3 separate regions of the Mus musculus genome follow, and regions 2 and 3 are each linked to region 1. The links are chromatin loops, found by intact Hi-C in ENCODE. Cell type or tissue: left cerebral cortex. All regions are shown on one strand. Region 1 has its middle 8.1 kb from the start of Tbc1d2. Region 2 holds the start of Gm22247 (a small nucleolar RNA gene). Region 3 holds the start of Trim14 (tripartite motif-containing 14).

What was found. A loop is a pair of places that touch in the nucleus more often than their neighbours do. Peaks named below come from ENCODE experiments on the same cell type or tissue, not always from the same donor. Only the 100,000 strongest peaks of a DNase experiment are listed, where the experiment ranks them.
Region 2: it touches region 1 in a loop (6-fold over the local background); 16 of 42 quality-filtered maps call a loop at or near these places.
Region 3: it touches region 1 in a loop (2.0-fold over the local background); 12 of 42 quality-filtered maps call a loop at or near these places.

What each region holds. Positions count from the first base shown.
Region 1 is chr4:46,654,305-46,662,304 of GRCm38, reverse strand. No RefSeq gene overlaps it. Among named protein-coding and RNA genes, the nearest start is that of Tbc1d2, 8.1 kb to the right of the region's middle. In left cerebral cortex, a CTCF peak has its summit at 4,982 (motif pointing right); DNase peaks (open chromatin) are centred at 4,991, 5,338 and 6,049; H3K27ac peaks cover 831 bases.
Region 2 is chr4:46,493,956-46,501,955 of GRCm38, reverse strand. Nans (N-acetylneuraminic acid synthase (sialic acid synthase)) reads right to left here. Exons shown (of 6, transcript NM_053179.3): 3 at 2,814-2,913; 4 at 1,736-1,890; 5 at 977-1,243. It overlaps Gm22247 (a small nucleolar RNA gene), which reads right to left and starts at 6,801; the gene lies at 6,671-6,801. In left cerebral cortex, CTCF peaks have their summits at 2,764 (motif pointing right) and 4,224 (motif pointing left); DNase peaks (open chromatin) are centred at 2,775 and 4,234.
Region 3 is chr4:46,528,907-46,536,906 of GRCm38, reverse strand. It overlaps Trim14 (tripartite motif-containing 14), which reads left to right and starts at 766. Exons shown (of 6, transcript NM_029077.4): 1 at 766-1,027; 2 at 3,797-3,892. The coding sequence starts at 827. It overlaps Gm16731 (predicted gene, 16731), which reads right to left and starts at 1,006. Exons shown (of 4, transcript NR_151695.1): 1 at 844-1,006. In left cerebral cortex, CTCF peaks have their summits at 673 and 3,080 (motif pointing left); DNase peaks (open chromatin) are centred at 672 and 2,267; H3K4me3 peaks cover 985 bases.

The sequences.
Region 1 (8,000 bases):
CCATGCCTACTCTTCCCAAAATGGGGAGTCCTGAAGTTTGAAGCTTAAGAGACTCTGAGGGAGCTGCTGGCCTCTGTCCTTTCTCCTTCTCTGGGCTGAAGACTGCCCTTCCTATCCCCACATCCTCACAACTGTCTCCACTGACCTGAACTCTGAGGCAGCTGTCACAACAGATGTTTGCCATGGCCGTGGTGGCCACCTCTTTGAAAGCACCCGACCGACGGTGATGCATAGGTGTGCAGCATAGGTGGAGATAGAAATGATCAAAGCTGACTGGAGAGGCAGGGCTGTCTTTGTAATGACTTCTGTCTGAAGCCACACCAGGGGCTGGGGGTATAATAGTTCAGGAGTTAAGCTCTAGAGTGCTTGAGGTCCTAGGTTCCATTTCCAGCTACTCCAACCAAAGAAAGGGGGTTATAACCTGGCAGGCGGGAGAGATGTCAGCTTGCTTGGTTCTGGAAAATGAAGGATTAAAGGGGTCTGTTTGTCATGAGGTTTATGAGAGATGGTTCTGAAGAAGGACTGGATAACAGCAAGCTGAGAAGCCATTCCAGGCAGTGACAGCATAGCAGGACAGTGTCACCTCCTGTAGCATGTCATCGTACCTGAAGGGTATCGCCTCACTGCCTGACTTGGCTTGTTGTGTCCCCTGAGGTAAGGTACTAGAAGCTCAGTTACTGACACGTGATGGGACGGATGGTAAACAGGTAAAGGACAGACCGCGTGGATGATGGTGATGTCACTGCACACGCTGACCCTTGAGACCTGCACCAATCCTTCCCACAGGTTGTTCAAAGGGTTGACGTAGTTCTCAAAGGACTCTGGCTCAATCAGAAAAGAACTTGGTGTACAAAGCGTGATGACCTGAGTTCCACCCCCAGAACCCATGTTTTGTTTTGCTCTGTTTTATTACAAAAGAAAAAAGAAAAAGAAAGGAGGGATGGAGGGAAGAAAGGAAGGGAAATGAAGAGAAAAGAAGGGAAGGGGAGGGGAGGGAAGGGAAGGGAAGGGAAGGGAAGGGAAGGGAAGGGAAGAGGGGAAGGGGAAGGGGAAGAGGGGGAGGGGAAGGTGGGGGAAGCAAAAGCCTGATGACCTGATTTCAATCTCTGGGACTGACATGGTGGAGATTTTCAGACATATGTGCTGTGGCATGTAAACACACACAGGCACACAGAGACATACAGACACACACACTCAGACATGCACACAGACACAGATACACACACATAGTGAGCTATAATGTAAGGCTCTTCCACGGGTGCCACACCCTTTATACACAGCCATTTCTCCTCCTGCTTTTCTGCTATGCACTGGAATAGCCAGATTGTCCCTTGCCAAAGGCCAAACAGATGGGGTGACTAGTTCCCAGACTTTCAGCTTCCAAAGCTGCAAGCTAAATAAGCCTCTTCACAAAGTGTCCAGCCTCTGGTGTTTTGTTACAGCAATGGAAAACAGATTTCATTTCCTGAAATCTCTCCAAAGGGACAAAGGCAGGCCTCCATCCCTGCAAAGCACTCTTCTTTTCTCTTTCTCTCTCTCTCTCTCCTCTCTCTCTCTCTCTCTCTTTCTCTCTCTCTCTCTCTCTTTCTCTCTCTCGCAGCTAGCACTCCCTTAACCTCTGAGCCATCTCTCCAGACCCTCAAAGCACTCTTTACTCTGTATCTTCTACACTCTGTCTCTGTTGAATTCTTCCCACGGATGCAATGGGGAGCAGTGGCTTCTCTAGTGCATGTGAACTGTGTTTTAGTAGCCACAGTCAAGCGGCCATTTCCTCAGTGCCCTGCCTGTGCTGGTCTCCTCACACCAGCCTGCTGAACCGAAAGTCAGGGTTGGCTGTCTTCTTGTAAGCAGTGACTTTTGCTGATCTATGGATCTCTGTCTTCACCAGAAAACAACTGTGAGGAGCTGTGTGCAAGCCCTCCTGCCCTCTCTCCCTGCACTCTGTCTTCATAGCTGCCTTGTAGCTTTGTGGCATGTGTGAACAACACAGAAGGCTGTCACCATGTGGCCCTGGACACAGGATCCCAGAAGGCCAGGAGAACCCGAGAGGTGACTCTTGGGATGTGAGCTGACTGAGGGTCCTGAAGCTACAACTTAGTTCTAGTTCCCGGTTGGGGAGGGGTCTATTTCACATCAGAGCACCGTGTTCCTTGTCACATCTGTTGACTTCTAAGACAGCTCAAAGCTCTCTAGTCTGCCAGCCTGGGACACAGAGAGCTTGAACCCTGGTCAGATGCAGGTCTGAGGTTTCCTTCTACCTCAGAAACAAGGGTTTCCCATCCTCTCAGGAAAAGGCCTTACTGCATTTCTTGCTAAGCACATAGAGCACACAAGTCTAGGGTTTTCATTGTTTTGTGAAATGAGATGAAGTCTGAGAATTAATAAAGTATTCCACGTTCTCTCAGTCTTTAAAATACAAAATAAGGGGCTGCAGAATGTGGCTCTGTTGCATAACACTTTCCAGGCATCTGTAAAGCCTTGGGCTCAATCCCCAGTACAAGACAGACAGACAGACAGACAGACAGCCCTTATGCTGATGCACACCTGTAATCTCACCATTTGGGAGACAGAAGCAAGGAGGGGCAGAAGTTCAAGGTCATCGTTGGCTACACAGGAGATCTGAGGCTAGGCTAGGCTACAAGAAGCCCTACCCCAAAACAGAAAACAAAAAACTATAGGACCCACAAGATGGCTCCATGGGTAAAGATACTTTTTGTTAAGTCTGACCACATTATTTCAATCCCTAGGGCCTACACAGAAGAAGGAGAGAACCTAGCTCTTTCAAGTTGTTCTCTGACCTCTTTGTGAGTGCCATGACACATTCTTGTGCACGCGTGCACACACACACACACACACACACACACACACACACACACACACGCTCACACACTCACGCACACGAACATGCACGAACCAAATAAATAAATAGCTGTAAAAAATCTATATGTGTGTGTATAATACAAATAATATTGACTTTTTTTTGCTGAGTCTATTTCATATTCATATTTCAACAAGGGATATAAAATGGAAGTGTGTTCATGTGTGCAGTATCAGATAGCTTCTCTCAAGATTCTGTGGCTAAATGCTGTGGTTGACACAGGGAACAGAATTCCCATTATGTTCAGTGAAGCGAGGTCGGGCTGACGGGACTGCCATTTGTTCCACGGTCCTGCCAGGTAGCACAGAGAGCTCTTCCTGTCCTCTGGGGTGCCATCATGTCACGAACACACAAGCAAAGACAATGATGATTCTCTGTCCCCCATTTCCAATAGGCATTGATTACCTCCTTCAATATTTACAGAACACCTGCCAACAACAACATCTACTTGCAGAGGACACATGCTTGTAAATAAAGTTAATTCTCAAAGGAAGGAAGGAAGGAAGGAAGGAAGGAAGGAAGGAAGGAAGGAAGAGGGGAGGAAGAAGGAAGGAAGGAGGGAAGGAAGAAGGGAGGAAGGAAGGAAGGAAGGGAGGGAGGGAGGGAGGGAGGGAGGGAGGGAGGGAGGGAAAGAGAGAGGGAGGAAGAAGGAAGGAAGGAAGGAGGGAAGGAAGAAGGAGGGAGGAAGGAAGGAAGGAAGGAAGGAAGGAAGGAAAGGAGGGAGGGAGGGAGGGAGGGGGGAGGGAGGGAGGGAGGGAGGGAGGGAGGGAGGGAGGGAGGGAGGGAGGGAGAAGGAAGGAAGGAAGGGAGGGAAGGAGGGAGGGAGGGAGGAGGGAAGAAGGAAGGAGGGAAGGAAGGAAGGAAGGAAGGAAGGAAGGAAGGAAGGAAGGAAAGGAGAGAGAGAGAGAGAGAGAGAGAGAGAGAGAGAGAATCAAGAGGGGCCAGAGAGATGCTTAGCGGGTAAGAACGTTTACTGACAGTCCTGGTGACCTAGCTCAGTCCCTGAGATCCACACAGTAGAAAGGAGAGAAATGACTTCTGCTGATTGGCCTCTCTGGTCCCATACATGCCCCCCCCCCTCTCTCTCTCTCTCTCACACACACACACACACACACACACCACATGATAAAAACTTTTGAAACAAAAATGGTATTCCTGGGGCTGGAGAGATGGCTCAGCTCTTGCTGCCCTTCCAGAGGACCTGGATTTAATTCCCAGCACCCACATGGCAGCTCACAACTGTTAACTCCAGCTCCATGAGATTCAACACCCTCAAAATACCAATGCACATAAAATGAAAATAAGTCATTTAAAACAATATTACAAAAAATAAATATGTTAGAAAGCAAGCTGCATTCCCAATGGCTTTTAACATCTTCAATGCTACTGTATAATCACATTCATGAAAGTTACTCCTATTCCATAATAGAAAAAGAAAATATACATAAAAGATAACTTCAAATAATCTGATTTTTTTCTTGGTTCTTTTCAGGCAGATCTCTCTACGTAGTGAAATGTACAGAAGTTATTTCATAACATTACATTTTTTTACTCATATCTCTTTTGGTTACTTTAGCTTAATTATTTTTGCTTAATACATTTGAACCATGGTCAAGGCCTTAGACATTTCAAAAGTGTTGCCAAGGCAGCCATGACTTCTGTGGGAGCAGAGTAGAGAGCTGAGAACTGTCTAAACCAACAACAAACGGAGTCAAAATAAGATGCCATCACCTTAGTCATTGTGGTGGCCCTGGCTGTCCTGGAACTCTCTTAAGTACAGGGGCTGACCTTGAATTCACAGAGCTCTGCCTAAGTCTGCTTGTCGACTTCTGTGATTAAAGGCGTGTGCCTCTAAGCCAGACTTAAATTCTTTATTAAAATAGATGTAATATAATTCTAAACAGAAACATGTGATTTAGATAGGAAGTTTTTCTGGCTTCCACTAAATAAATGAAGTGGAAATATACTAAAGGTTTTTAAGAAATTAAATTAGTGGTGTGTCGTTTGGGATACTTACGGATAAAGGGTTACACGGGGGATGCTCTCTTAGGTACTTAAAAAAGATTTTTAGGAAAGCTTTGCAGGAGGGCAGTACCCACAAGAGCCACAAGGTGTCGCTTTCTGACAAGTTCCTATTTACAGTTAACCCAACAGTGGAAGGAACCAGGGATTCCTGTTGATGACTTTTTGACACAATAACCAGAAGAATGCATACATTAGAATAAATGACAACCCATACCTCTAGATCAAGAGGGACTCCCTCTTGTTGTTCCTAAACACACAGCAGAAACGTCTTTCCTTCCATTTTCTCTTTTCTCTGGAGCAAACATGGGAGAGTAACATTCCGTGGGCTGTCTGCAGCAGATGCCAGGACCCCTGCTTTTAGGAAATGGGAACTAAGGCCGAAGGAAAAAAATGTCACTGCCAAACTAAATTCTGGAGGCTCAGTTTCCCCCAACATGCCCCAACACGCCCCCAACATGCCAGCTGGGCATCGGGGCTTGTACAGCCAGCCCTCCTGGTGTCGATTTTATAGTACAGATGGCTAGAAGCAGGCCTTTGTTATTTGGAGCTTTAGTGCCTCCCTCCCTCCCTCTCTCTCTCTCTCTCTCTCTCTCTCTCTCTCTCTCTCTCTCTCTCTCTCTCTCTCTGTGTGTGTGTGTGTATGTGTGTGTGTGTTTCTCTCTCTGTCTCTTCCTCTCTGTCTCTCTCTCTGCCTCTCTCTTTCATATTTATTCCTTCTATCCCCCTTCTCTGGAAACCAAGTATTTCAAGATCAAGGGGCCCAGCTGAGGGTCCTGGCTTACAAATAGCTGTACCAGTGAGATACCATCTAGATGTTCCGCTCCTCCCCATCTAACCCATACAAACTGTAACAGGAAGACTTGAAGATGCACAAACAGCCAGGTTCTGTAAGTCAGAACCCCAGTGTTGGTCTTTGGGGTTCCGCAGTGGGTTCTAGGGCAGTCCCTCTTCTGACTTTTGCAGTGTTGGCAAAACTCCATTCCAGGCAGCTGTAGGGTTGAAGACTCCATTTTCCAGCTGGACAAAATGCTCCTAGAAGTGTCTTTCCTGTCTTCACACATAGACAGTTCAACTGCACAACACTGGATGTGTCTCCTGCTGCCATCTCTATTTCTATCATGGAATCTATTCAACCTCCCCAATTTGAAAATTAATTCAGAATACTCTAAACTAAGTTCTGTGATATGACTCACACTTATACTTATTCATCGTGGCTTCCAAGAAAGTTTCTGGGTGTCCTAAACCATTTTGAGCTGCTTCTGAGATGTACTCCTGGTTGGCTGGGTTTGTGTATACATTGGTTGAAACGGATCCTCTCACTGTTCTGGAGTCTGGGAGTCTCAAGCTGAAGTGTCAACAGGGTTGGTTTCTTCTCAGACTTTCCCTTTGCCTGGCTGTCTTCTCCCACATCCTCAGATGATCTGTGTGTGTGTGTGTGTGTGTGTGTACGTGCCTCCTAATCCCATTTCATAAGGCCCTTCATATTAGATTAGATTGTTTCCTGTAGCTTACCTCTTTAAAGCCCATCTCCAATTATAGTCATGTCTGAGACACTATGGGGCAGGCCTTCTCATGAATATAAAGAAAGGACTTAATTCAACCATCAGCAAGCCAGAAAGTGAGGAGTTCTTCTTTCCAGCATTCCCATGAAAGCGAAACTCTCCTGGGCTGTGTCCTTACACCCATTCTACAAGATGTTGGATGACATATATAGACACAGATAGATATTCTGGCTTTTTTTTTTTTTTGAGATGGAATCTGCTGTATTCTAGTCTAGCCTCAAATTCACCTTGTAACTGAAAATGCCTTGACCTTCCCTCTTCCAACCTTTGTCTCTCAGATGCTAGGATTACGTGGGTATACTCCTCCCATACATGTTTATGTAATTCTGGAGGTAGGAGCAAGGGCTAGGACTTTGAACCCAGAGTCCTGTGCATACAAGGCAGTCACTCTACCAACATGTCCACACACCTAGATTTCTTAAGGGTAGCTAAAAAGATTGGCTCAGCAGTTAAGTGCAGAGACCCCAAGTTCAGTTCCCAGCACCCACATGGGGAGCTCACAGCTACCTGCAAGCCCAGCTCCAAGATGTCCAGTGCCTCTGACTTCTGGGTGTGTCTACAACTCAAGAGCACAAGTTGACACACAGACATGCGCATATAATTTAATAAATAAATCTTTTTTTTAATTTTTATTTTCTAAGAAAACTTCTCAATTAACCTGTTTTGATGTGTGACCCCTGTCCCCAACAGTTTGTGGGTTTTATTTCATGGTGCTGGAGATTGAACCCAGCCCCTTGTGGGTTGTGAGGTGTGCATGCACATTTGCCAGACATGCTCTAGCACTGAGCTACCTCCCCAAACCCTTGACTGCTTGTACGTCCAAAAAGTATCTGAATCATTCACAGGCAGAAGTATTACCCCTCTGGCTAAGACAGAAATGGTTTGTCCAAGCCGTCACCACAAAAACCTGGTATGAAGTGTTAAAAACAGGCCTAAGTCTGTGTCTTCTATAGCCAGGGTGATCTGTGACAGTTCTTTCTTTAGTCTTCTGTTCTTCCCTTTTTAATTCCCGTCTTTGTTTCCTCCCGTATGTGTGTGGGGGGTACACATATGCCTGTAGGGGCCTGGAGTTGATCCCATTCATTGCATTGCACAACCATTCTCCACTTTATTAAAGCAGGTCTCCTACTGGACTCAGAACACGCAGCTTCTGAATGTCTGGCTGGATAGCTTTCGCCAGGGTCCCCTCTCCCAAGTGCTGGAATGATGGGGAGCCATCACATCTACCCAGCCTTTACTGCTAAACTGGACCTAGGAGTCCAAACTCCAGTCTCCATGTTTTCGGGGCTGGTGCTTTATCCACGAAGCCATCTCTCCACAATCCCCTCCCCCTCTTCTTCTTGACAGGAGTAAAGAGACACAAACAAAACAACTCATATATAGCACAGGCTACCCTTGAACTTGCTATGGAGTGTGCTGGCCTTAAACTCCTCTTCCTTCCACCCCTACCTTCCAAGTACCATCAACTGCAGCCTTGTGCATAGCTGTCTCAAGGTGTCCTCGGAGTGTCCCAGATGGCTGGCTCAGGCATGAAG
Region 2 (8,000 bases), 160 kb after region 1:
CACCATGTTCTATAAAATAAGGTCATGGAGGGCTCACGAGCAATGAGGGTGACTGGTATTCAAATGACAAGGGGCGCTCAGGAAGAGAACAGACCAGGGTGGGGCGGGTGGGGGGGGTGGCAGGCGCGGAGGCCAGGAGCTGTCTGAAGCTCCCAACCAGTGCCTCTGCCGCCCTGTAAATACTCTGCAGCAGCATCTGCAGCTTACACACGAGAGCCTCGAGGTCTAATTCTGCGTGGACTTAGCACCAGGAAAGGCTGTGGCCCTTGCTATGTTTCACTTCACCCTCTGCTCTGAGCACTACCCTTCACGCCCAACTCCTAGAACTTGCACACTGGTTTCCTGCACAACTCTCTCCACTTCATTTGCAAGGCTGTTAGATTCTTTTACTGCTAACTCCCCAGTATGTGTGCAGCTGTAATTTAGGGAGGTAGTAGGTAGTCTCCCCTGGAATAAAAGATGACAGTGTTCTTCATGTATACCTAGTGTCTGGTCTCTGCCCGACCCATATAACTGCAGGCGAGGAGTCTTGCACACGGCTGTCCTGCGACTCCTGGCTCTAAACTCAGAAGGGCAGAAAGGTCTGGGCCATAGCTTTCAAGAAGCCAGGAAGCATGCCTCAGCCTCGCCACCCCTGCCCAGCAGCCCTGCGATGATGCCTGTGGCCAACCCTGTGCCCCAGGCATGCACACTCCACGTGACCCAGGCTTGACCATCTCACGACTTCACATCCAGAATCCTAGGGCCACGGGCTTCAGAGCCTTAGTGGAAAAGCTAATGCGACCAGAGGTGGCTGACACGCCCGAACTCCTCTTATGGAACACATTTCCCTGCCACCCATGTAGTCTGGTGAAGCTCAGAAGGATGAGTAGACACTCCTTCACCAGCTTATCTATCAGACCCACACAGGTCATCCTGAGCAAGTGTGTCGCCCCTGCCTCAGGAGAGCGAGGCTGGGCGGTCAGGCAGCACCCACCTTCTCATTGCAGGCCATCTCACAGGGCAGCAGCTGCTTGGTTGGGGAGCCCAGGGCCCGCTCCACCAGGCGCACAGACCGCACCAGCTCTGCCAGCTCCCCAGGCTCCAGCGAGGCTGAGTGGTCACTCCCCTTCCAGGTCTTGTCCAACGTTATGTGACGTTCCAACACCTTGGCCCCCAGAGCCACGGCGGCCACAGATATGGCGATGCCCGTCTCGTGCCCGGAATACCCGATGGGAATGTCGGGAAAGAGCTTCTGGTATTCCTGTGTGAGAGAAGAGGGAAGTGGCTGCCCTTCTGGGCTTCACACGCAGTACCCCATCCCAGCCCGTCAGAGCAGAGCCGCCACGGGAGAGACAGTAAGGCACTCTGACCAATCCTTTATGAGACGAGAAAAAGTCTCTCATTGAGGGCGGCTGGGAATGCAGGAAGAGCACCCACTGTACTCGCTAGTTTTATGTCAGCTCGACATAAGGGCTGCAGTAATCAGAAGAGGAAGGACCCTCAATTGAGAAAATGTCTCCATAAGACCTGACTGCGGGACATTTCCTTAATTAGTGATTGCGGGAGGGATCAGCCCATTGTGGACGGTGCCACCCGTGGGCTGGTGGTCCCGGGGTCTATAAGAAAGGCTAGGGCTAGGGATGTAGCTCAGTGGTAGAGCTGGGCTAGCGTGCCATGCCTGGGGCTCAGTCCCCAGCACTGTGAGTGAACAAGCAGTCAAGGCTCCGCTGTCTCAAGGGAGCTGGGCGCTCACCGAGATGACGCGCAGGTTGGCATCCTCGGGCTGTAGTGGGTACGCGCTGGTGCATTGGAGGAAGCAGAAGTTGGGATTCAGCGGCTTCACGATCTGATAGACTTGCTTCATGGTGTCCATTGACTGCATCCCGCTGGAGATCACCATAGGACGACCTGGAGAACCCGGCACCTTCTTCACAGGGGCTCAGACTCTTCCCCCACCCACATCTAAGACACCGCACCAAGACTGAGGAGGAGATACACTGTCCTCGGCACCATGCTTCAGCGAAGGGAAGCACACCAAGGACCTCAACCCTGAGGGGAAGAGAGGCATCTCTGCTAATCAAGAGGCTGCCCAGGACAGACGAGCTTCATCTCTTCCTACAAATCTCAAGTCTGAAACACTCGAAATTCTGGATCATTCCTAGCCCCAAGCCTTGTGGACTAGAGATACGCAGCCTGCAGTATGGTGATTCGCCAGTGCAAGAGCACAACTGAGAGAGGCCAAGAGCTACCAGCCCTGTTGCTGGCCTGCACAGAGCCCCGTCCTTACAGCTTCTGATACCTTGCCCATGAGATAAGTACAGAATATCCCAGTAATACGACCTGCTTCCATCCCAGGTTTGAAATGAGGGAAGGGAAATTCACACGGGGGAATCCATTTAGTGTCGTGTGGAGACGTTAGGGAAGAGATTCCTGCACTGGCCAGGGATGTGGCTCCATGGTGGTACTCATACAGGTGCCCGGGGCATTGGGTTCAGTCCCTAGCACTGTCCCAAAACGAAAGGGTAGAAGCAGGTTTCTAAGATGGGTCTCCAAAGCTGGGTGTGGTGGTGCACATCTTTAATCTCAGCACCCGAGAGGCAGAGACAGGCAGATCTCTAGGAGTTTGAGGCCAACCTGGGCTACACAGCAAGTTCCATGCCAGTCAGACTACATAGAGAGACCCTGTCTCAAAACAAAACAAAACAAAAACAAAAACCCAAAAACCCAAAAACAACAGAAACAGTGGAGTACCCATAAGCGCTATTACCGTGAGCAGCCACTAGGGGGCAGAAACACAAAGCTTGGGGTCTGGTTTTAGGAAAGACGCTTACCTTTCTTGGCTGTCTTTTCCAGGTAGGGAAAATTGTTAGTGTCCCCAGATCCAACTTTGAAAAAGGGAACATTCAGTTCGTGCAGAAACTCAACTGCCATCTACAAAAAATCAGAGGGAATACCTTTCACTATTGGTCAGAACTCTGTCCTTGTGGTATAGGACAGAGGAAGCTGGCGCAGACCAGAGAATGCATCATTCTATGTCTGCACACCCATCTGTCCAGGGAACACTCAGGGCTTGTTCCGGCCATCAGTTGCTACAAGAATCTGTGAAGGAAACACTACCTCTGGCCAGACTGTTCTTTCCCCCAAAGACTTGTAAACAAAAGCAAAAGGGCTGTGACCTACGCATGACCCAGAGCCAGGCAGAAAGAGTGACCAGCCCTCAAAGGTCAACAACCAGAAAGAAGACACTGACTCCTACCAGGAGAGGCAAATGGAGCAATCTGTGTCCTGGTTTGACCTGCTCATCAGCAGCTGGCCTGTTCAGACCTTGAACTGTGGGGCCTGCAAGAAAGCCAACCAGCCGCCATTCAGACTCAATGAACCCTATAATGTAGGATGCAACCAGAAGACTCAGGAGGCTGGGAGCTGTCAGCAAATGGTTCCAGGACAATCTTGGGGGGAGATGGACAAGTACTTCTCTGGCCTGTGTGAGGCCCTGGGTTTGATCCCTAGCACCACACACACACACACACACACACACACACACACACGCACACACACACCACCCAAAAGTAAAATCTCATATTCTGTTATCCTGTTAAATTGCAAGAACTAATAAGGGTGGATTCTCTTATGAGTTCAAAACCAGCCTGGTCTTACACAGCAAGTTTCGGGTCAGCAAGGATGACATAATAAGAACTTGTCTCAAAAAAGAAAACAAGAGCTAGAGAATGGCTCGGGGGTTAAGGACACTGGCTGCTCTTCCAGAGGACCCAGGTTTGATTCCCATCATGCACGTGGAGGCTCACAACCACCTGTAACTCCAGTTCTAGGAGACCCGATTCCTTCCCTCTTCTGGCCTTCCAGGGTATCAGGCATTCAAATGGTACACAGACATATTTGTAGGCAAAACATCCATACCCATAAATAAAAATAAATTATGTTTTTTAAAAAACTTGAAAAATGAAAAAAGACATTTTTAAACTAGCCCACGGCCACAGACCTCCATTCACCTTCCTGGCAGGTTTAGAACCTCTAGCAGACAAAGTGTGGGCTCAGGAGACAGACTAAGCAAGCGCAGGTAAGGACGCCTAGTGCAGAAAAAAAAATCTCAAAGATTTACCTACAGGGACTATGAAATATGAAATGGAATTCTATCATCTTCTAGTTATTATTTTTTTAAACTGCTAGGAGGAAGGAGTGCACCTCATTTTGCAATCCCCCTGGGGAACTATCGACATCTAGTGGCCATTTTGAGAACTGCCCCTTTGGTTCATCACCCTGGCAAGGAGCAAACCTGCCACCTTTAGGTTAGGACCAGCTGGCTTCCTCTAACCTGCCCTACTGCTGTGAGACCCCTCCCCTGGCACAAGCCATACAGCCCTATCACCTCCTCTTTTCAGTTTGCCTTAAAGTAATTCAATCAATTAATAGCTCCCCAGACGGTGACTGGGTTCAGTGACAGAACAGGACACTCCCAGTAGACTAGTGCTGAGGGAACTTTGACCAGCTCACTGCTCCTTAGGACATAAACCTCTCTGGTCTTAAAGCCAGGTCTATCAACCTGATTTGACTGAGGATTGCTTTTCTTCGCTTTCTGAGACAGGCTCTTATTCTATGTTGGCCTGAAACTTGCTATGTAGCCTACACTGGCCTCCAATTCTTGATTCTCCTGCCTCAGTCTCAGTCACAGGCATGTACCATTGTGCCAGGCTGACTGACTCAGAACTGTTTAAACTTTATTAAGAGGAGACAGTAGGCATGCCTTTGAACCAGCACTCCAAAGGCAGAGGCAGGTAGATGGAGTGTGAGGCCAGCCTGATCACAGGGAGTTCCAGAACACCCAGTGCTGCAGAGAGACCCTGCCTCAAAAATAAATACATAAATAAAATAAGAACAGGCAGTGTGCGCTCACAGAACCTTTCTTCTGTGTGTATACTGAGAGAAGCTGTAGTCCAAAAAGGAGTTACTGAAAGAGGAAGGTTAGGGCTTCTCTTTCTTCAAACAACACCACCATACGTAGGCCAGGCTAGCCTCAAATTGCCTTTCGAATAGCCCTGCTTTGAGTGCTGGGGTTACAGGCATGGTCAGCCACACTGGGAAACTGGGGCTTTTCTAAAGCCCTTTCGGCTGGGGAATCACACCGGAGAGGAAAGAGAAGCCCGTGGTGACGATAGGGTGTGGGTGCAGGGGTGAGTGACCACTGGGGAACTGCACCAAAAATTCCTGGAAAAAAAAAAAAGGTATGTCTGGGGACTCCAGAGATGGCTCAGCAGTTAAGAGCACTGACCGCTCTTCCAGAGGTTCTGAGTTCAAGTCCCAGCAACCACATGGTGGCTCACAATCATCTATAACGGGATCCAATGACCTCTTCTGGTGTGTCTGAAGACAGAGACAGTGTACTCACGTAAAATAAATAAATAAATCCTTTAAAGAAAAAAGGTATAGAGTCTGGCTGTGAACAAAAACGAGGAGGAGGAAGAGGAGGAAGAAGAGGAAGAAAACAACTTCTGGAAGACCTATCTGCAGTACTGTGGGGAGACTGGAATTTTGTAGGTTCAGGAACCAATGACCTTTATCTTGGCCTAGTTTTAGCCTTCCGGTACAGCCATGCCTTGCCCTCTTTGTATCTGAACAGCTCATGGCAATAAATAAAAACCTCTTAGACGCTGTTAACTTAGTGGGGCACACTAGCTTCTGCCAATCTATGAGCTAAATGCCGACAGACACCCTGGGCCTACAGAACAGCTCCCCCACCTCGCTGTACCTACTTCTCTGCTGTACTTTCCAAATGTATTTTAAAGGTACCTCGATTCATGGCTTCCTTTGTTCTGTAAAACGATAAAAACCTTGCGATACTGCTCCACACTGGAGCATGGAATCTGGGGTAACCTAAATCTGTGTTCCCAGGCTCTTGTCACTCAGAATAGCTCCAGAATAAACTACCTCCTGGTCCCTTTAAGATGAGAGCTGTAGTTTTTACACTGACAGAGCACAGAGCCCAAAAGGACAGGCCAGCCCTGTCAGAGGCAGCAGGCACCCAGGGGAGAGAAGGAAGAGCGCAGTGGCAGAGCGGAGTCACTGCTCAGGTGCCCAGCAGGGCTGCCAGGCTCACGGCTTCTGCCTGCGGCCTCAATACTAAGCTTTCTTTGGTTAAAATCCACCTCCTCTGCACACCCTCCTGACACGTGTCCTACGAACTTTTTCAGACTCCATAAACTCCTGCCACACCTTAACCTCTCCTGAGCACACAGAGCCGCCCGGAACATCCTGCACAGCAGAGGAAGACAGAACTCGTTAAAATGATGGCTGGCAGAAGGAAGTCAGGAAGGTGAGTGCGGGAACCACCTGCCACTGAAACGGAGGTGGTGGACACGGAAGGACAGACAGAACCCAACCAAGCCAGCTCTAAGGAGGCCTGGCAGGAAATGCTGGCTTGGCAAAGCAAAATCAACTTAAGTCTTTTGTAAAGGTACTCCTACCCGTCTCTGTCTCACTGCCCCAGGCTAGCCGGAAAACTAGCCTCAAACAAATGAAGAGGAGCCTCCGAGCGGGGTTTCCAGCACAGCAAAGCAGCATTGCTTCCAGCTTGCAGGCTGGGCTGCCCAGGCTAGACGCCACCTCCCAACTGCTGGGACTATTAGTCTTTTCACTCTTTTTTTTTAACTTTTTAAAACTGTATTTTATTTGTTTGTGTAGGCTAGAAGAATATGAATAGAGTAATGCTCTCTATTCAGTCATTTCCCTCAGCCAATTCCAATGTCCCAAAGTTTAATTAACAGAACAGGGAAGCTGCCCTGAACTGAACTCAACACTTTGGGAGGTCTTTTCACTTTTTCTGGTTCGCTTTTTACCCCCTCTCCTACCATGACGGAAGAGAAGCAGCTCCTTCAAGTTCTATGGATGAACCTCGGTGTCAGGAAAAGGGTGATGTAGCTGAAACCTGAGCTCTCGGCCTCCCCTCATCCTTCTGTCCGTCTGTCCATCCATCCGTCCGTCTGTCATCCATCCATCCATCCGTCTATTGGTTTGCTTTTTGAGACAGGGTCCCTCTGTGTAGTATTGGCTGCCCTAGAACTCACTCTGTAGACCAGGCTGACCTCAACGCCGCCTGCCTCTGCCTCCCGAGTGCTGGGATTAAAAGCGTGCGCCACCACATCCGGCTCGTTTAGTTTTTAAATTTTCCGTATGTGTTTACTTAAAGCAGCATGGCATGAGGGCCACGGCGCACGTGTAGCTACGTGGAAATCCAAGGACAGCCCCCAGGGCTTGCTTTCTCCTTTCACCAGGAAGGACCTGGGAACTGAACTCTGACCACTGGACTTGGGGGACAACTGATATTATTGATAAGCATCTCACAGGCCCTGCTTATTTATTTTTGAGATGAACTCTCACTTTGTAGCTCTAAGTGGTCTGAAACTCATTATACAGTCTAGGCTGGTTTTGGACTCACGGCAATCCCCCTGCCTAAACTTACCAATGCTGGATGACAACCACAAGCTACCGTATGCGGCTTCCCACCTTTTTACAAGGGCCAATGTTTACAATTACAAATATATTCGGAAGTCTGGGAGACTAACACAAAGGCAGAGGTGTGTTTTATGTACCAGCTGTGGTAGGGCACACCTTTAATCCCAGCACTCCGAAAGGCAGGGGCAGGAGGCTCTGTGAGTTCAAAGCCAGCTTGATCTATATAGGGGGTTCTGATGGGGCTACAAGGTAAGACACAGTAAGCCAGAGATGGTGTATGCATACATACATACATGTGCACGCGTGTGAGAAACTCATCCAAAGACAGTAAAAGCACATCCCTACAGTCCACCCTAAGAGCCATTTCTAGAAACATCTCTGAGGAAGCATCTGAGGACACAGGGCAAGACTCATCTTGGTGTCTTGTTTTGAGTCAGTCTCGTGTATTTCAGTCTCACCTCAAGCTTACTGTGTAGCTGAGGCCGGCCTGAACTCATTCTCCTGCCTCCACCTTCCAAATGCTAGAGTTCCAAGCGGGGCCACTACCAACC
Region 3 (8,000 bases), 130 kb after region 1:
GTTCTACAAGTACCAATTTAGCACTAGGTGTCTGGACCAGATGATACCGGACCAGGTTGGCAAACTGGTCAGTAAGGTCCGAATACCCTTGAAGTGCTTCCACTTGTGTTTGAGAGAATTCGTGAGGGGCAGGATGGGGCAGGGTGGTCAGGCGGCTGTGGGTGGAGAATGGACGCTTCCTGAAGAAGGAGATAAGCCACACCTCCATGTGATTGGGGGACAGTGAGCAGCAGCTATACCTTAAGCAAGAACTGCAAAATGCCCCGGCTAGAAACAGGGTGGGTCATTCACCCATCAAGGCAAGAGAAATCAGAACATCTTCAGGGCCTGGGGCTTTGAAGTTTTAGCCTGAAGATAATTGGGGCTTCTTGGAAGTATGTTCCAACTTCACCCCCACCTGCCCCCACATGGCTGACCATAGGGAGGAAGCACTACAGGAAAAGAACAAAATGAGGTGTAGAAAATGTAGGCCCTCTGGGCAGGCCACACCACCTACTACGCACCTCCGCAGTTTGCCAGAAGCCCAACATCATCAACAAGCGGGAAGCCAACCTTCCAGTGAGCCCATCAGTGCAAGCACCCGCGTTCCTATCTATAGTGACCTCCTCCTCCTCAAGGTGAGAAAGAGTGGAAGGATGCTGTGCCGCGGATCCAGCACTAGGTGGGACCAAGCATCAACTCTCCAGCAGGTCATCGCCCCTCCAGTTTGCCACTGGGAGCTGGGTCGCCCGCCCCGCCCCGCCCCGCCCCTCCCCGAGCAAGGTTTCGATTTCTGCACCAACCCAACCCGACCACACTGCACAGAGAACAGCGGTTGCCACTGAGAATGGCGAGCGAGACTACCGAGGCGCGGGCGCCCTTTCAGCCCGACGGGGCGTATGGCTGGCGCTGTCCGGAGCACAGCGAACGCCCGGCTGAGCTCTTCTGTCGCCGCTGCGGCCGCTGTGTGTGCGCGCTCTGCCCGGTTCTGGGTGCGCACCGCGGCCACCCGGTGGGCCTGGCCGAGGAGGAGGCTGTGCGTGTGCAGGTGGGAAGCCGCGAGGGCGTGCACCGCAGGTCTGGGCGGGCGGAGATTGAGCACAAGAGTAACCGTCAAAGGAGGGTCAAATCCCGTTAGGACAGGGAAACTAAAGGGGGACCCTGAGGTCCTCTAGATAGTAGACAGTAGGATCGGGAGGCAGAACCCTATGGAAGTGCAAAAGTTGCTCAAACCACCAGCGAAGCTTCCCAAGATTGGCTTGGGGTACAGGAGGCTCAAGCTGGTTAGTACTCACACGTTCTTTACCGCTTCTGCTAGGGCAACTCCCCAACCAGAGTCAAGGACGCGGGAGGGACGTTCGCCTAACAGAGCACAGGGGAGGATGAAGTTGGAAAATTGGGAGTTTACAGCCAACCTGTGATATGTAGAGAGACTATCTCAAAAGACCAGATTGTAGAAAAAGAAAACTGTATGTATGCGTGTGTTCCATGAAGCCTGGAAATGTCTCTGGACCCTGGAGTTCATAAAAGGCCATTCTGAACTGGGACCTGATGGCCTATGTTGTTTTGCTAAGTCAATAAGGTCCCTCTTCCTGCCTTGAATCCGGCTCCTCCCCCTATGCAAATACACCACTGTCCCCTCTCCCACCCCACCCACGGAAGAGGCTTGTTAATCACAGCCTTATCTTCTATAGATAACGAGAAAGCAGGACCCCCAGCCGGCTGCCCTGGCTCTGCAGAATCTATTCTCCTCTCTGCATTTGAGGAAGGCAAGCTAGCCAGAACCTTCTGAACCCCCGGGGCTGATTTTATGTTTATCTCCAAGAAGTCTTTGTAATTCTGCCCAAAGCACCTTCCTTTCTGCTCTCTCCTGACTTAACCACCCTTGACAAGACTACAACTCCAATCTGAATTGGGCCTGAGGGAGGACAGTCTGACTAGTGGAGTCCTGCCCCTGCTTCCAGAACCATCCTTCAGCAACTGTGAAATGACTGCTAATAAGGATCCTCAAATGCTGCTACTCGGAGACCCAAGGCTATGCGTCAACCTAGGCACCCTTCCTCTGTCTATCCACAGAGCCATTCCTTCATCAAGCACATACTCAGCACTCAGCGCCATGGCTTGTACCGTGAGCCAAGTCAGAAATCAGATCCTCGCCGCATCTGGATGAGTTAGTTGCCTGGTTGGTCAGGGGTAGGATAGTAGCACTGCAATGTACTACATATCATACTAGGGAGCCCAGGGTGGTGGCCAGTGAGAGCCAGAAAATAGAACTTGGGGCAGGAAGCCACGCAAGCACTTCCCCAGGGAAGTGCCATTGGGTGGACATGAGCTCTTCTGTCGCCGCTGTGGCCGCTCCGTGTGGGCGCTCTGCCGGGTTCTGGGTGCGTACCGCCGCCACCCGGTGGGCCTGGCCGAGGAGGAGGCTGTGCGCGTGCAGGTGGGAAGCCGCGAGGGCGAGCGTGCAGCGCAGGTCTGGGCGGGCGGAGTTTGAGCACAGGAGTAACCGTCAAGGAAGCGCTTTGAAGGGTAAATAGAATTTCATGGGATCAGGAGACAGAAATTCCAGTGGCTGGAGGTGGAGATCCTAAACCAGAGAGCTAGGGTATCCTTGGGCCAGCTTGAGCAATAGGTGGCTTAGATGTCCCAGATGATGAGTATGTGGAAGCTGAAGCCAAGGCTGACCCCCTTCCCTGCCCCCATTTACCACTGCGGCAAATGCTTGTTGGATGCTAACATGGCAAAGTGACCTGCACTGAGCATGTGCGGCTGGCCAGCCACTCTGATCTCATTTACTCCACACAGCAAACCTGCTTGCGATGGAGGAAACAGATTTTGAGCACATGGCTGTAGAGCGAGGACTAGGACCTAGGTTTATTCTTCCTCTAGAGCTCATAACGCCTGCCAGCCTCCTTGAGCTTCCAGCTCTCCCCTGGAAATTGACATGCCTTAGTATTATTACTCTTGGCTGATTAAGAGTCCAGACCCCGAGGGCTAGAGAGATCGCTCAGCGGTTAAGAGCACTGACTGCTCTTCCAGAGGTCCTGAGTTCAATTCCCAACAACCACATGGTGGCTCATAACCATCTGTAAAGGGATCTGGCACCCTCTTCTGGTGTGTCTGAAGACAGCTATAGTGTATTCATATACATAAAATAAATAATTCTTTTTTTAAAAAAGTTCAGGCCCCATCCCCACCCCTGTTCTCAAGAGTTAGGCCCAGGTGCCAAGTGGAAGACCAGCTGTAGAGAAGGCTAAGGTGGAAATAGCTACCCCTTGGAGGGAAGAGACCCAAACCAGGTATTAGAAAAAGCAACTTCGCCGGGCGTGGTGGCGCACGCCTTTAATCCCAGCACTCGGGAGGCAGAGGCAGGCGGATTTCTGAGTTCGAGGCCAGCCTGGTCTACAAAGTGAGCTCCAGGACAGCCAGGGCTATACAGAGAAACCCTGTCTCGAAAAACCAAAAAAAAAAAAAAAAAAAAAAAAAAGAAAAAGCAACTTCTAAAAGCAGACAAACAGAAATAGGAGCCAGGCATCCAGGCTGTGGCATCCCTGACAAAGGCCTGCGGTGCAGAGGGCCAGAGGCTCTGCTCACCCTGCATCTTATCACTTGACTTTGGGCAAACTACTCACCGGCAGAGCCCCAGGCACTTCTGCTGGAAAAGAATTCAGTGCAGCGGTGGGTTAGTGGTTTAATGAAGTGACTCAGCAGGTGGATGTCCCCTTGCCAAGCCTGGAGTTCAGTCCCTGGTGGAGAGACTAGAAGCTCGTTAGCTTGAAAGTGACAGTTTTCCTTTTTCTCCTGACCCTTCTCACAGAAGCTAATCCAGGACTGTTTAGAGTGTTTGGCAACCAAGAAGAGGCAACATGCGGACAACATAGCCCATTTGGAAGACGCCGGGGAAAGGCTCAAGGCAAGTGGATCCATCTTTTTTTTCCCCTCAGGGCAGATGTCCACATATCCCCCAGGGTCTAAGTATTCCTTAATGTGGAGCCCCGGGAAAACAAGAACTAGACTCAAAACAAGCTGGTAGGATTTGGAGCACCCATGACTTAAAGGGTCTTGAAAGAACACAAAATTAGACATTTTAGAACAAGATCACAAAGAAAGCACGCATGCAGGTGGGTGGCCCTGAAGGTCTGTTTCTCAAGCTTTGTGAAGACTCAGCCTCTGCCCCACAGCTCACTGGGCAGAGGTCCAGTTTCCTCACATCCACCAAAGCCAGGACAAGACCAGAGGAACTTGGCCCTCCATCCTCACACACCCCAAACTGCCATAAGGAAAGCAAAACAGCTCCCAGGGCAGGCAAGCAACTCTTAAGGTTCTTGGTCGTGGGATGTAGAGTGTAAATCTAGTCCCTAAATACACTCTTCCTTCAGTGTTCATACAGTGCTATTTCCTTTATGGTGTACTACAGATTGAACCCGGGGCCATGCACGTGGTAGGCAAATGTTTTATCCCACTGGGCTATTTACATTTTCAGACCTCTCTTTACCTTACTTGAGAGTGGAGTGAAAATGTGAAATTTTTATTAAAATTGGAGTCTCTGTAAAGTCTTTTTTTTAAAGAAGGATTTTATTGGCATAGATAGACTATACACAATGATAGGCTTCCTGCAACATTTTCAGACATGTATAGAATGTATTTTGATCACATTTACCCATTTCCTTCCCTTGTCTCTGCCCACTGATTTCCAACTAGCCATCCCCTGTGTATGTGGGTACCAATGAGTTCAGCTGAGGTTGCATAAAGGAACGTGGAGCATGGGAAACATTTCTGTCTTGAGGCAGGGTCTTATTAAGCTAACCAACTAGACTTGAACTTTGTCTCCAGCTGGCCTTGAACTCGTGAGCTTCCTGCCTTAGGTTCCTGAGTATTTGGGATTACAGGCCTTAGTTAAGTTCAGGATCACATGATTCGTTGGTTGGTTAGTTGGTTGGTTGGTTGGTTGGCTGGTGATTCAGGATCTCCAATATATAAGCCAAGATTACTTCCTACTTCAAGCCTTCTGAGTTGCTAGGATAACAGGTATGCACCACCACCATCACCACACAGGAGTGTGGAACTGATTCCTCAATTCCTAACATCTATCATCAATTAAAGGGCAACAAGCCCTGGTATTCTGGGAATCTTCACAGGTCACATCAGTGGCCTAGCTATTAGTGGTGACCCTCTTTTAACTCTTCAAGAGAAGGACTGGCTGGGCATGGTGGTAAACACTTTTTTTTAAGATTTATTTATTTATTGTATGTATATGAATACACTGTAGCTGTATAGATGGTTGTGGGCCACCATGTAGTTGCTGGGATTTGAACTCAGAACTCTCTGGAAGAGCAGTCAGTGCTCTTAACTGCTGAGCCATCTCTCCAGCCTGGTGGTACACACCTGTAATCCCAGCATTTTTGAGACAAGATCAGCCCAAGTTTGAGGCCATTCTGATCTACTACTGAGTTCCTGGCCAGAGCATAAAACAAGGCCATATCTCATAGAGATAGATAGATAGATAGATAGATAGATAGATAGATAGATAGATAGATAGATAGATGTAAGTGAAATTTTTATTAAAAGGGGGGTGGGGACTAAGGAGATGGCTCAGCATTTGCTGTCCAAGTCTGGCAACCTGAGTTCAAGCGCCAGAGGCCACAGTAGTAGAAAACAGACTTCCAAAAGTTGTCCTCTGCCCTCTATACACAGCTTTCCTCATGCACAACGCACACACACAATAATAAATAAAAGTTTAAAAACAGCAAGGTTCTGGGCTCAAAATGACAAATCAGTTCAAGAGGACCCAGCAAGTGACTCTAGAGAAGTGTCTCTCCAGGCTTCTTGCGACAGAGTCAAAGGGAAGAAAGAGCAAGGCAAGGGCCAGCAGCTCTTACACATTTGCCTTTGAAACATTTCTGGATCCACAGGAAACTGCAAAGGCCCTGTGGAGAAATAGCCTGTTCCTCCACTTAATAGGCTAAGGGTGACTTCCATGACACCTAACTGTCCTCCAGTGCCAAGCACAGAATCTAAATAGTGTCTATGCCCGCTCAGCACATAAGCCTACAATGCACAGCAGTTTATGATTCTTGTTTATGTATGTCTGTAAACCATGTCTCTACATGGTTAGGATCAATATAGCTGATAATAGGTCTTGAAAGAATTGATGACCCTGCTTTGCTATACCAAATTTGGGCTCTTTAGCTAGGTGTGAAGGCTCACACCTGCAACCCTAACACCCAGATACTAAAGTAGGAGGTTTGCTGCAAATTTGAGGGTAGCCTGAGCTACATAGTGTGTGGTAGGGCATCCTGGTCATACCATGTAAGATGATTCTGTCTCGGGGGAAAAAAGGGCCAAAGAAAAAAATCAAAAAAGCTAAACAAATAAGCAAACACCCAGAGGTGGTACTCACTTAAAATTCCACAACATGGGAGGCTGAGACCCAAGGATCACAAGTTCAAGGCTAGCCTGAGTGACATTACTTCTAAGTTTATGAACATGGGATGTCCCCTGGTTTATTTAGGCCCCTTTGTTTGATCAGTGTCTATAGTAAACAACATATTCAACACATAGTATTCAAACTTTGTATGCTTTTAATGTATTTTTAAAATTTATTTTAATTTGTGCGTGTGTGTCTTTGTCTTTGTGTCTACCACCCTGTGTTTGGGTGCCCACAAATGCCAGAATAGGGAGGGCATTAGATCACACGGAGCTGGAACTGCGTGCAACTCTGTAATTACAGAGCTGCCCAGTGTGGATGCGGGTGCTCGGATCCAAATTCAGGACGTCCGCAAGAGCAGCACTCTGCCACCTAACTCAAGCCCCAAGACTTTCTGTTTTATTTCTTACATCAGACGGGGCACAAACATTCTGTTGAACACTGGCTGGTGGTATCTGTGGCAGAGGAAGCTGCTCTGGACTTAGTGGCCTACTCCGGGGAAAGTTTCCTTTGATGTGGAAACTAACCCATGGAGCTCTGTAATCAGAAATCAGGTTCAGATGTGGTCGGTCCAAAGTCTATTGTGCAGAAGCCAATCACCCAGCCCGATCAAACACTCCTTTCCAGGGGACAGTTAAAGCCATGGTTGTCAATCTCCAGCCCATACCCTCTAAGGCTGTGTGCTTCCCTGCGGTGGCTCTTCAGAAGTCAGTGCATTCGTGTGGCAGGGGTGACCCTGCACTCACACTCGCCTGCAGCCCTAGATGCTGCCTCTCCCAGTACTGGGCAGCGATGACTCTCAGCAGCACTGTTCTCTGAATCTCCCATTCTGTGCAGTGAAGTTTACTTGTTTGGGGATAGGGCTTTACCAGCAGCCTGTGTCTTCCAGGTTGGCCTTGTGTGTATTTGTTCATACATGTATTCATGCAGGTGAGTGTGCATGTATGTGCATGGGATCGTGGGGGCCAGAGGTCAACCTTCAAGTGTCTTCCTCAGTCACTCTCCTGGGCTTTTCAGACAGGCTCTTTCACTGAATGCTGAACTCACAGGTTCAACTATGGGGACTGGCCTTCAAGCCCCCAGGGCTCCCAGGATCTGCCTGTTTCTGCCTCCTCAATACTGGGACCATAGGTGCAATCAGCCATTTCCAGCTTTTAAAAAAAAAAAAAAATTCATCTTTATTTTATGTGTATGAGTGTTTTGCCTTAGTGTATGTTTATGTAGCGCACTGTCCGTGGAGGTCCTGGAAATGGAGTTACAGATTGCTGTGAGCCACCACGTAGGAGCTGGGAAGCAAACCCAGGTCCTCTGTAAGAGCAGCAAATGTTCTTAACTGCTGAGCCATCTCTCCAGCCCACGCCCAACTCTTATGTCAGTCCTGGAGATCTGAACTCAGGTCCTTGTGCCTCAGCAGCAAGCATTTAGTCTCCTCAGCCCCTATACTCTTTTTTTTTTTTTATCTCTTTGTTTAAGCAGTTTTATTACATTTCATTGGGGGGGGGAGGGAGATAGAGAGGGAGAAAGAATGTATGTATGACTATACATGCCATAGCCCACCCATGGAGTTCAGAGGGCAACTCACAGAAGTTGGGTC